2 separate regions of the Homo sapiens genome follow, and region 1 is linked to region 2. A link is a loop called in an ENCODE intact Hi-C map of the cell type or tissue named here. Cell type or tissue: CD4-positive, alpha-beta T cell. All regions are shown on one strand. Links, peaks and the distances in the headings refer to the core of each region. The heading gives the core; the rest is flanking DNA.

Region 1 (5,389 bases), core at 312-5,311, 1.0 Mb before region 2:
GATAGGTTGCCTTTGGCGACAGACCTAAGTAACCACATTCTGAGGGATGGCCTTTGCCTGACCCCTCTTCTCATTGTTCCTCACCTCTGGGATGAGTAAGCAGGGCAAAAGGTATGAAGTAAGTTGATTGGGAAAGCCTAAATTAAATGTCTAACTCAATCATTTCTAGTCTCAAACTCACTATTTCCTGTATCTTCCCCAGCATCTACTACTAAACTATTCAACCCAGATTTACTGAAATAAATCAGGAACCAAACAAACTCACCAGTAATATAGCTCAGTATCATTTGGCAAAGTCATATTTCCTGACTTAAAACATCAGTTATGTAAAGAAAAACACAACCATGGAGTCACAACTGCAAAAACAACACTTTTGCCTGACCTTGCTACCAGAGCCAGGGGAGACTACAAGAAGGCCTTTCTTTCAAAGGCTACTATACTTCCCTCAGTGATATGCATAAAGAGAAACATTCATGTGCATCAATAAGAACAATGGTAAAATTGAGTTGTATTTTATACGAAGTTGACCACCAATCACCTTAATGGCTAAGAACAGGTACAAAGGAGAATCAAGAGTACAACATGACATTCCAGCTACAAAGAGAAACAGCTATTCTTGGAGGGATGTGGGAAGGCTAACTTTTAAAACTCTCCCAGTAAACATTCTAAGATTGCCCGAAATATTCAATATCTATGTGCTCACTAACATCCTGGTGAAATACCCTAACATCCTGGTGAAATACCAGTGACTACAGCACTCCAGGACAAGGGTAACAATTTTCCAGAAGGGATGGCACTATTTCAATGGCTTAGAACAGTGGTACCTAACCTTTTTGGCATCAGGGACCGGTTTTGTGGAAGACAATTTTTCCATGGACGATGGGGACCGGGGTGGGGGTAGGGGGTTCGGGATGAGACTGTTCCATCTCAGATCATCAGGCATTAGATTCTCATAAGGAACATGCAACCTAGTTCCCGCGCATGTGCAGTTCACAATAGGGTTTGTGCTTCTATGAGAATCTAATGCTGCCACTGATCTTACAGGAGGCAGAGCTCAGGCAGTAATGCTGGCTGGCCTGCTGCTCACCTCCTGTTGTGCGGCCTGGTTTCTAACAGGTCATGAACCGGTACTGGTCAGCGGCCCAAGGGTTGGGGACCCCTGGCTTAGAACACACTAAACAGTCCCAGCACTTTGGGAGGCTGAAGGAGGCAGATCACCTGAGGTCAGGAGTTCAAGATCAGCCTGGCCAACATGGTGAAACCCCGTCTCTGCTAAAAAATACAAAAATTAGAAAAATTAGCCAGGCGTGGTGGCCTGTAATCCCAGCTACTCAGGATGCTGAAGCAGGGAGAATTGCTTGAACCTGAGAGGCAGAGGTTGCAGTGAGCTGAGATTGTGCCACTGCACTCCAGCCTGGGCGACAGAACAAGACTCTGTCAAACAAACAAACAAACAAACATTCCAAACAGCTCACATGAATCCCTAAACTTGGCAGTCACAAGGTGGGTTTTCTCTTGAGGAAGTAAAAAGGCAGTAAGAATTGGGAAAAATGAAGATTACAATACATGATTAAGTTAGATTACACTAGAGTACAGAAAAACCAAGGACACACCAGCACACAATCAGTGAGAAAAGGTCATGGAATTGTTAAACAGGCTACCACCACTACCTAACAGAAAAGGAAAGGGTAGAGTAGTATGTTATTTTCATTTACAAGTCTCTACTCATTGAATTAATAATTTGATATGAGAGAGAAGAATGGATCTGTAGAAATAGGAGGGTCAGGTGTAAAGGCAAACACAAGCGTTTACCTAATGATTTTAGCTGTTCACAGTTCAGAATTAAAGGAAAGAAAACAGCACGAATGCTTTATCTTGAGTAGGGATTGGCAAGCTTTTTGTGTAAAAAGCTGGAGAAATGGTTAAGGCTGTATGGACCATTTGGTCTCTGTCATAACTAATCAACTCTGCCCCATAGCATAAAAGCAACCATAGATGATGCTTAAATAAATGACGGTGGCTGTGTTCCAAATAACTATTTACAAAAACAGGCAGTAGGATGATTTGGCCCATGGACCATAGTTTACTGACCCCTGATCTAGAGTTCCAAGACAGTGGTTCTCAATCTTTAGCGTGCCTCAGAATTCCCTTGGAGGGTTTGTTACAACAGAAATAGCTGTGCTCCAACCCCAGGGCTTCTAATTCTGTAGGGCCAGAGCAGGGCCTAAGAATCTGCATTTCTAATGAGTTTCCAGATGCTGCTACTGGTCAGAAGATCCACACTTTGAAAACCACTGATCTAAACCTCACTGACTAAACAGGATGTTCAATATCAGATGGAACAGGATGTGCCATCTGATTGGCCACAAACATTTGTCACTTGTAGTAAGTTCCACACATCAAAGCTCCAACAAAATTAAGCAATTTAAAAAGAAGCTGGGGAAAACAAAATACTCAGAAGTCTTTCTTTACTTTGACTTCAGTGTAAATTTATCATTGCCCCATTCATTCTCAAATCTCTTTATGCAATATTTTCACCTAACATGTTCTGAGCCCTATAAGGAGTTGAGAAGTATTAATGTCTATAAATCAAACAAGAAAATAAAATCACTTTTAAAGACAAAGGTAAATGATTCTTACAAAATCAAAGAAAAGTCAACAAAGCCCATGTTCTTGTTTTGTTTTTTTTTTTCTTAGTCTCGCTCTATCGCCCAGGCTGGAGTGCAATGGCATGATCTCGGCTCACTGCAAACTATGCCTCCCGGGTTCAAACTATTCTCCCGCCTCAGCCTCCCAAGTAGCTGGTATTACAGGCACACGCCACCATGGCCGGCTAATTTTATGACATTTTTAGTAGAGACGAGGTTTCACCATGTTGCCTGGGCTGGTCTTGAACTCCTGGCCTCAAATGATCCACCCACCTTGGCCTCCCAAAGTGCAGGGATTACAGGTGTGAGCCACCGTGCCCAGCCAAAGTACAAGTCCATTAGAAGTGTTTTAGTTTGGGCCAGGCACAGTGGCTCATGCCTGTAATCCCAGCACTTTGGGAGGCCGAGGCAGGCAGATCACCTGAGCTCAGGAGTTTGAGATCAGCCTGGCCAACATGGCAAAACCCTGTCTCTACTAAAAATACAAGACTAAGCCGGGCGTGGTGGTGCACATGTGTAGTCCCAGCTACTCGGGAGGCTGAGGCAGGAGAATTGCTTGAACCCAGGAGGCGGAGGTTGCAGTGAGCAGAGATCACACCATTGCACTCCAGCCTGGGTGACAGAGTGAGACTCCATCACAAAAAAAAAAAGTGTTTTATTTCAATAAAATTGAAATAATAATATACGTAAGGTAGTTTAAGACTTAAGAATTATGTAATTTTATGTGCATGAGAATCTCATGAGGTAGATAATATAGCCATTACTATCCTTCTTTTACAAGATGAAGAAACTGAAGAAAAACCAACTGGTGATATCACACAAATTACTTAAAATGTTTCCTTAAAATCCCTTTTTCCTAGTAACTCTTAAATTGCATTTTTCAAATCCAACTTACACATATCTTTTTAGGACCATGTTTATGGATGTGTCTTTATCGGGGAAAATATTGTTCTAGTAAGATCTTCAAGTCCATATTCATATTTGTGGGCCTAATTCTGAAGCCACCCAGGCAAGTCTAACTAAGAAACCTGAACTTTAATCAGATGGCAGTTTAAAGCCCACTCTACCATTAGAGCAAGTGGGTCACAGATTATGGAAGTATGATGATCCAGCAGTATAACAGAAATACTCAGCAATGGGAGAAATATTAATGTAGATAATCCAAAAAGTAGAGCAGCAAGTTTAGAATGCTCCCTCTCCAGATACCCACACTCCTTCTGCAATGATAATGAATAGATATTTTCATTTAAATACATATTTACACAGATTACTTTCACATCCATAAGAGCAAAATGTTTTGTTTTTTTTAAAGCTTTGCCTATAATATGTATGGTTGGTAAAGGTTTTTTCCATCTTTAGCATGCTGTTAAAAATGTTATGTATGTTGATTATGTGAAATACATTCTCACTTTAACCTGTGATTTTAATATTCTAGTAACAGTTCTCTTAAATTTATATGAAATGTAATTAAAGAAAGTCCTCAGTGAAAACAGCTTCTTGCTTGTTTTACAAGTATCTAATTATTCTACAACTGACAAAATTTTTAAAAAATTTATTAAAAAGATAGTCTCAAATTTAATGCCACACTATACTGCTAACAAAAACCCAGTTAAGAAGATACTAAGCCTAAGATGAGCACCAGCAGAGATTCCATATAAAGGCTGATGATTCTGCTTTTGAACTAATAACTCAGATGGAAGTCAGCAAAAATTTCTAACCTAAATAATGCAATATAAATAATACTGTCCAAGGATTTCTGAAACCAATCTAAGCAGTATTTCCATAGAAGTGATCTAAACAGACCAACCACTCAATTTCAACATGATCATTCTTACACCTGACAATGTAATAAGAACTAGAAGATGAAATACTGTTCTGTGGTTTTAGGTTATTTAGATTCAGTGCCCAGTAGTGTCAGAGACTACAACTTCAGAATCTTTCCACCTCATTTTGCTCACTGTTAAGATGTAGAAATTGCTGTTGTAATAAAATTTTGGGAAGTTACATAAAGGAACACTACAATATTCATAAATCCTATATATGGGTGTTTCTGAAATATATATTCTGGGATTTTCCTTTTTTCAGTCTTGAAATTTCACATTATGAACAATTAATTAATCTGTCAATTGTCTAAATGCAAACATAAGAAGTGTGATACAAAATTCCTTCTTTTAACAATCTTGGGAGTTTTTCACAACACTACGGAATTATAATCTAGAACAGACTTGGAAACAAATTATGAAAATCTGTAACTCAATACTGTATTTTCTATGTACATAAGAGGCAATGACAGTTTTTTTTTAACTTTTTTTATTATACTTTAAGTTCTGGGATACATGTGCAGAACGTACAGGTTTGTTACATAGGTATACATGTGCCATGGTGGTTTGCTGCACCCATCAACCCATCATCTACATTAGGTATTTCTCCTAATGTTATCCCTCCCCTTGCCCCCCAACCCCCAACAGGCCCCGGTGTGTGATGTTCCCCTCCCTGTGCCTATATGTTCTCATGGATGAAGCTGGAAACCATCATTCTCAGCAAACTAACACAGGAACAGAAAACCAAACACTGCATGTTCTTACTCATAAGTGGGAGTTGAACAATGAGAGCAATGACATTTTTAAAAGAATTTTTTTAAGACAGTGTCTTGCTCTGTTGCCTGGGTTGGAGTGCAGTGATTACAGCTCACTGGACAGTTTTTTTGTTTGTTTTCTGTTTTTTTTTTTTTTTTTTTTTTT
Region 2 (5,389 bases), core at 267-5,266:
TGAGAATTTCCTGGTCAATGGATTCAAGTAGAATTTATATTTTTTATTACAAATGGGTAAATTGGCACTTAGCTCTACTTACCTCATTTCTGACCATCTTTTTTGCTTTCTTTCCCTCCCATTAGATAAAGTAGCTTCTTTCTTTCTCTGAACTCTGTGTTCTACGGTACCCAGATATTGGACGTATAGATCTGTTTCAGCACAGGCTCCATATAATCTTCCTCTTCCTTTTCCTTTGGAGGCAAGGGCTGGGCTGCAGCATGGCCAACATCATGTTTACCCCAAAAGGAGCCACAGTGGTTCTAAAGGTCTAGGTCTGATTACCTGGACCCACAGAGGCTCTGCCTTTTCCAGTGACTGTTTAGCGGGGTCAGATGGGGTGTTAGTGCCCCATGGGGTGGATTTTGATCAAGGAGACTGAAGGAAGAAAGGAACTGGTCGATAAATTGCTTTTCCTTCCTCTCTTTCCAATACAACCAGATGGTTCAGAGAAGCAATGATTCCACATATCCTTTCATGCATTCATAGTCTTGTAACTTTTCATGCATTTGTTAACTACTAAGTAAACGTGGAATTAGGGAATTTGTTTGTTTTGAGTTTTGACCAACAAATAAATAATGGCCTTATTTCAGAATAATCCTGACAAACTGGGGCATGTTTTGCTGAGGCATAACTCTTCCTGTCCCATGCTTTGAGACAGATTAGTGGAGTCACTTAGCTAGAGAATGACAGCACACTGCCTACAGCAAAGCCAGTTTGGATAAATTATGCTATGGGTGGGATTTTTAAAATACTTATAAAAGAAGATTTGTATTTTTTGTTTGTTTGTTTTTGTTTTGTTTTATTTTGTTTTGTTTTTATTGATACACAGTGAGGACAGAAACTCTGTTTGAAATTATAATGGCCTGTAAATATATATATGTAAACCTAGGGGTGAACTGCCTGTGCTATCATCCCTTTTACAACTATACAATCTAAATTAAAAGTTGAATTTATCACATCACACAACTAATAAAATTTAAATAAACCATATTAATTTTATATAGAAAATAAGTTTTTGCTGAAGCTATACTAGTGCTCACCATTGATATTACGTATACAAATATGATAGTGTACCATATGATGATTTGATTATCTCACTGTTTTCTCTGTTTAAATAATTTTAAGACCTTTTATCATATATTAATTCTGCCTCTGTATTTTTCCATTAACCCAAAATAATTGAAGTAGAACATTCCTACAAAACATAGTAGTTTTCAGGATAGGACATCCAACTCTTATGTAAGTAATTTAAGTCAAAATTCAATAATGTCATAGTTCAGTGCTTTTTAAAAGCAAAAGTCTAGGTTTTTTTTCCCTCATAACTGTTTAAGGAAGTCAATGTTTGCCCAATAGCAGGTGCTAAAAGTTTTCATTTGTGGCATTAGAGGGGGCTAACAAGAGCAAAGCAATGTGCTTACCAGCATATTAAAATGTAAATGCTGGTGCTTCATGATCCTTTTGTGCAACGTGGTCACCTAAACACAAGGGTAAACATGCACATTAAAATAAAGTAATGCTCAATCATAAGATGGTCATCTAGCAATGAGACAAAGACAAAAGGAGAAGGAAAAAAATGGGAGAGGTGGGGGATGGACAACATTAAATCCTGTAGAATATGTGACCTCCAAGATGTCTCCCCTCCAGGCTGTGCCCCAGCTGCAAGGTAGAGGATGGGTAATCCACATTGAGTACGGAAGAGAATGGGCCAGGGAGTACAGGGTCTGGGTACCAGAGCTGAGAAAGCTGAGACCCACATGTGCACCTTGGTGACTTCACCATGTGACTCCACATGCCATATGGGACAGGTCATATGGGAAACCCCAATGGTGCCTTTGCTGCAAATCTGGAAAAGACATGGTCATAGGGCACCTCCAGTGTCCTGCCCCTGCTTGGCCCAGTTTTATTTGCTGGTGTTTTGCCACCAGAAATAGCCCTTGCATTGTCCTAATCTGTATTTGTGAATTGTGCTGGTTTCCTGGAGATTGTCACCACCTGCCAAAGGTGGGTGCATTAAAAGGCACCACTGGTTCTTGGGCTTCGTGGTGTCTCATGAGTTCAAGCATACCTCTGGCCCAGGCCACTGTCACTGTCTGTTAGTTGAAGAAAAAGCAGTTCTCAGCTGCAAGCAAGGACCACCTTTTGTAACTGTCACTGTCCTGGCCTTGAGAAAAGAGTCCACCCTCCTTGGGGCACCCCACGGATGACACAGTCAGTACTAGAGGTTCCAGAGAGGGTGGGTGAAGCTGTTGATCTCTTCATAATTGGCACAGACTATTTTGGATATTTCTAGGTGGGCAGTTTCTTTGCATGTTTCAGGAGAGGTTAATTGATTTTGGGGTTGCATGGCAGGCCTTTAGTTTGGGTCTTATTTTAGTGGTTGTTTGGGGCCCCCAGGGAGAGAGATGGGCAGTGGATGGGGCTTTTCTATGTGCTCCTGTGTGCTTTTGTTTTCATTTCGCGTTCTTCCCCCTCCACAAGCCAAAGTCGTTTCCTGTGGTTTCCACTGTGTGGACAGTGCTCAAGCACAGTGCTTGCCAGAAGGATTAGGGGCTGGGTAAGCCCCAGGTCACAGACAGATGAAGCAGATAAACTGTTCTTCTGGTTCCTGTCCAACCTCAGAGGGGCAAAAACCCTCCCCAGGAAGGAGAAGAGTGTTCAAAAGCCAGACTTTTGGAGAAGAGGCAGCTGGGCATTGCTGAAAGCCTTCATTATGAACTGTGGAGAAGCAGCCCTTGCCCCTACTGTGGGCTGAGGGGACCACAGCTGGGTACCCTGGGTCAGACTGAAGCCAACAATGCCAGCTGCCCCTTTTGGCCTGCTGGCAATGCCACGGGTGCCAGAGAAGATGGAGGATCCCTGTGCCAGGAGCCCACTTGGACTTCGCAAGGGGCAGTACCCGGGTGAAGAGGGAAGAAAGAATATAAAGTTCCCTGTAGGTCCTCTGTCAAAAAAAGTAAAAATAAAAATTAGATGGCCATCCATATGATAGAGAACATGCTACTCTTATTAATTTTAAATATAATTGGAATGAAAATTCATACTCTTAAAAAGAATCTTGTAATAAACTCAAGGACACAAAACACTCCTGGAAACATGACGTCCACCACTGGGGAGACATGCTCTAGGGCAGTGGTTCTTAATTTATTTGTCATCTCTTTGTAAATCAAGTTAAAAAAAAAAAAAAACATTGGTTTTATCCCAGCAAAGTTTACATGTGTGCACAAACAATATTTTGAATATCGTTTCAGTAAGTTTATGAATGTCCTGATGGCAATCCAAGGACTAGCATAATTACATTATTTCATTGAATTCTTCCAATTATCTTGGTAAGTAGTATCCTGTAGAGAAATCTCAGAGTAGCATAATTATGCTCCCTTTTGTATGTTAATTGCTTTTTCTCCAAGATTTCCTTAGGATACTTTTTTCTTAATCTTCAAATATCAGTAACTTTACCAGTTACTTTCCCTAGGAAACAGCCTAATTTGCTCTTCAGAGTCAAACAAGACTTTTATTTCAAAAACACTTTCTTCTATTAAATCTTTGAATGCATTTTTCCATCTTTTCTGTTCTTTTCTTTCATCTGAATTCCATATCTAATGATCTTTTTATAATTTTATATCTCATTCATTTTAATTCTCATTTTGTGTAATTTTTTTGAAGTTTCACTTCCATGTCACTGATTGTGGCATCAAATACTGTTTATTCTGTTTATGATTGCATCCAATGTGACACTTATTTTTGTAAATATTTAATTTCTAATTTATTTTTATTTCTCATATTTCTCTTCATTGATGACTTTTCTTCATCTTCTGCTTCACATCTTTTTTAAACAAGACTGTGATACCTGTATGCTTTTTGAAATTATAGACAAATTTCTTTTCACCTCTTAGCTTTTAAGTCATCCTTGTTATAATACATGCTATTCATTTGCTTTTGAATTATGTTTTTCCTTTCTTGATTTTGTAATTTCTACTCATTGGTCAAATCGTTTTTCATTGATTCTTTATCTTTGTTTTGAAATTGGACCAGCTGTTGATGAATTTAAAGAGCACCCTTACTAGTGCTGGCCTTCCTAAGAATAAATTTTTTATCTTTCTTACTATTAGTAAGACTCTCTGTTACTCATGATCTAACATAATTTCTAATTGATGCATGTTCAATTGATAATGGAGATGTGACACTTGTGAATGTTTGTATACCAGATATCATTGTGTTATCATTCATAAAACAGAAACTGTAAGAAATGCAAGAAAAAATAGAGAAAATTACATTAGTATTAATATTAGTAAGTCTTGGTTTACTTGTCCTCATTCATATTACATCAACTATACAGAATTATACAAATATATTGACTAAAATAAATGCCATACTTCAATGAGGTAAAACTAATTGTAATATTTTGAACTCAAATTAACTGATCGAAAAAGTAAGCCAGGAGGGGTGGCTCATGCCTGTAATTCTAGCACTTTGGGTGGCTGAGGCAGGAGGATAGCTTGAGGCCAGAAGTTTAATACCAACCTAGGCAACAAAATGAGGCCCTGTCTCTACAAAAAATAAAAAATCAACCAGGCATGGTGGTGTACACCTATACCCGCAGCCCCTCAGGAAGCTGAGGCAGGAGGATCACTTGAGTCAGGGAAGTCGAGGCTGCAGTGAGCTGTGATTGTGCCACTGTACTCCAGTCTGGGCAACAGAGCGAGACCCTGCCTCAAAAAAACAGCAACAAAAAAACAAAACAAAACAAAACAAAAAACGCAAAAAATATTTTGGCAAGACCATAGAAGACGTAAATAATGTGATTCATTAGCTTGGCTTTGCAGTAACGAAAATGGTGAATTAAAATTTACCAAAATTCTTTTGAATTTGTCTATTGCTTCCATTTATTCTGTCACTTTTTGCTTTGTAGACTTGAGGAGTATGTTATTAGACATGTACAAGTCCAGAATTGTCATGTCTTTTTGATGGATTAACACTTACATCATTACAAAATATCTCTCTTTCTAGGAATGGTTTTGCCCTAAAGTTTACTTTGTCTGATATTAGTCCAGCTACACCAGATTTCTTGTGGTAAGTTGTTGTATCACTATTTCTGTGCTCTTTAAACATTTTTGCATACGTATATCTAAAGTGTGTATCTTACAAACAGAATATATTTGAGTTCTGTTTTTTGTCCAGTCTGGTAATTGCTGGAATATTCAAACCATTAACATTTAATGTGATTACTTACATATTTGTATTTAAATCTGCCATCATACTTGCTTTTCTACATGTTTCATATACTTCATGTTTTTTCTCTCCTTTCTTGCTTTCTTTGCATTGATTAAATATTCTTTTATTGTTCTATTTA

The links. Hi-C counts contacts between places; a loop is a spot of excess contacts. Peaks named below come from ENCODE experiments on the same cell type or tissue, not always from the same donor. Only the 100,000 strongest peaks of a DNase experiment are listed, where the experiment ranks them.
Region 1: it touches region 2 in a loop (3.0-fold over the local background); 2 of 110 quality-filtered maps call a loop at or near these places.

What each region holds. Positions count from the first base shown.
Region 1 is chrX:41,906,935-41,912,323 of GRCh38, forward strand. The region is part of intron 1 of CASK (calcium/calmodulin dependent serine protein kinase); the gene reads right to left. Among named protein-coding and RNA genes, the nearest start is that of CASK, 14 kb to the right of the region's middle. In CD4-positive, alpha-beta T cell, for the core only: no CTCF peak of the experiment used is centred there; a DNase peak (open chromatin) is centred at 2,337.
Region 2 is chrX:42,931,994-42,937,382 of GRCh38, forward strand. LOC105373188 (a long non-coding RNA gene) reads left to right here. Exons shown (of 5, transcript XR_949037.3): 2 at 5,047-5,109. Among named protein-coding and RNA genes, the nearest start is that of PPP1R2C, 160 kb to the left of the region's middle. In CD4-positive, alpha-beta T cell, for the core only: no CTCF peak of the experiment used is centred there; a DNase peak (open chromatin) is centred at 2,578; H3K27ac peaks cover 350 bases.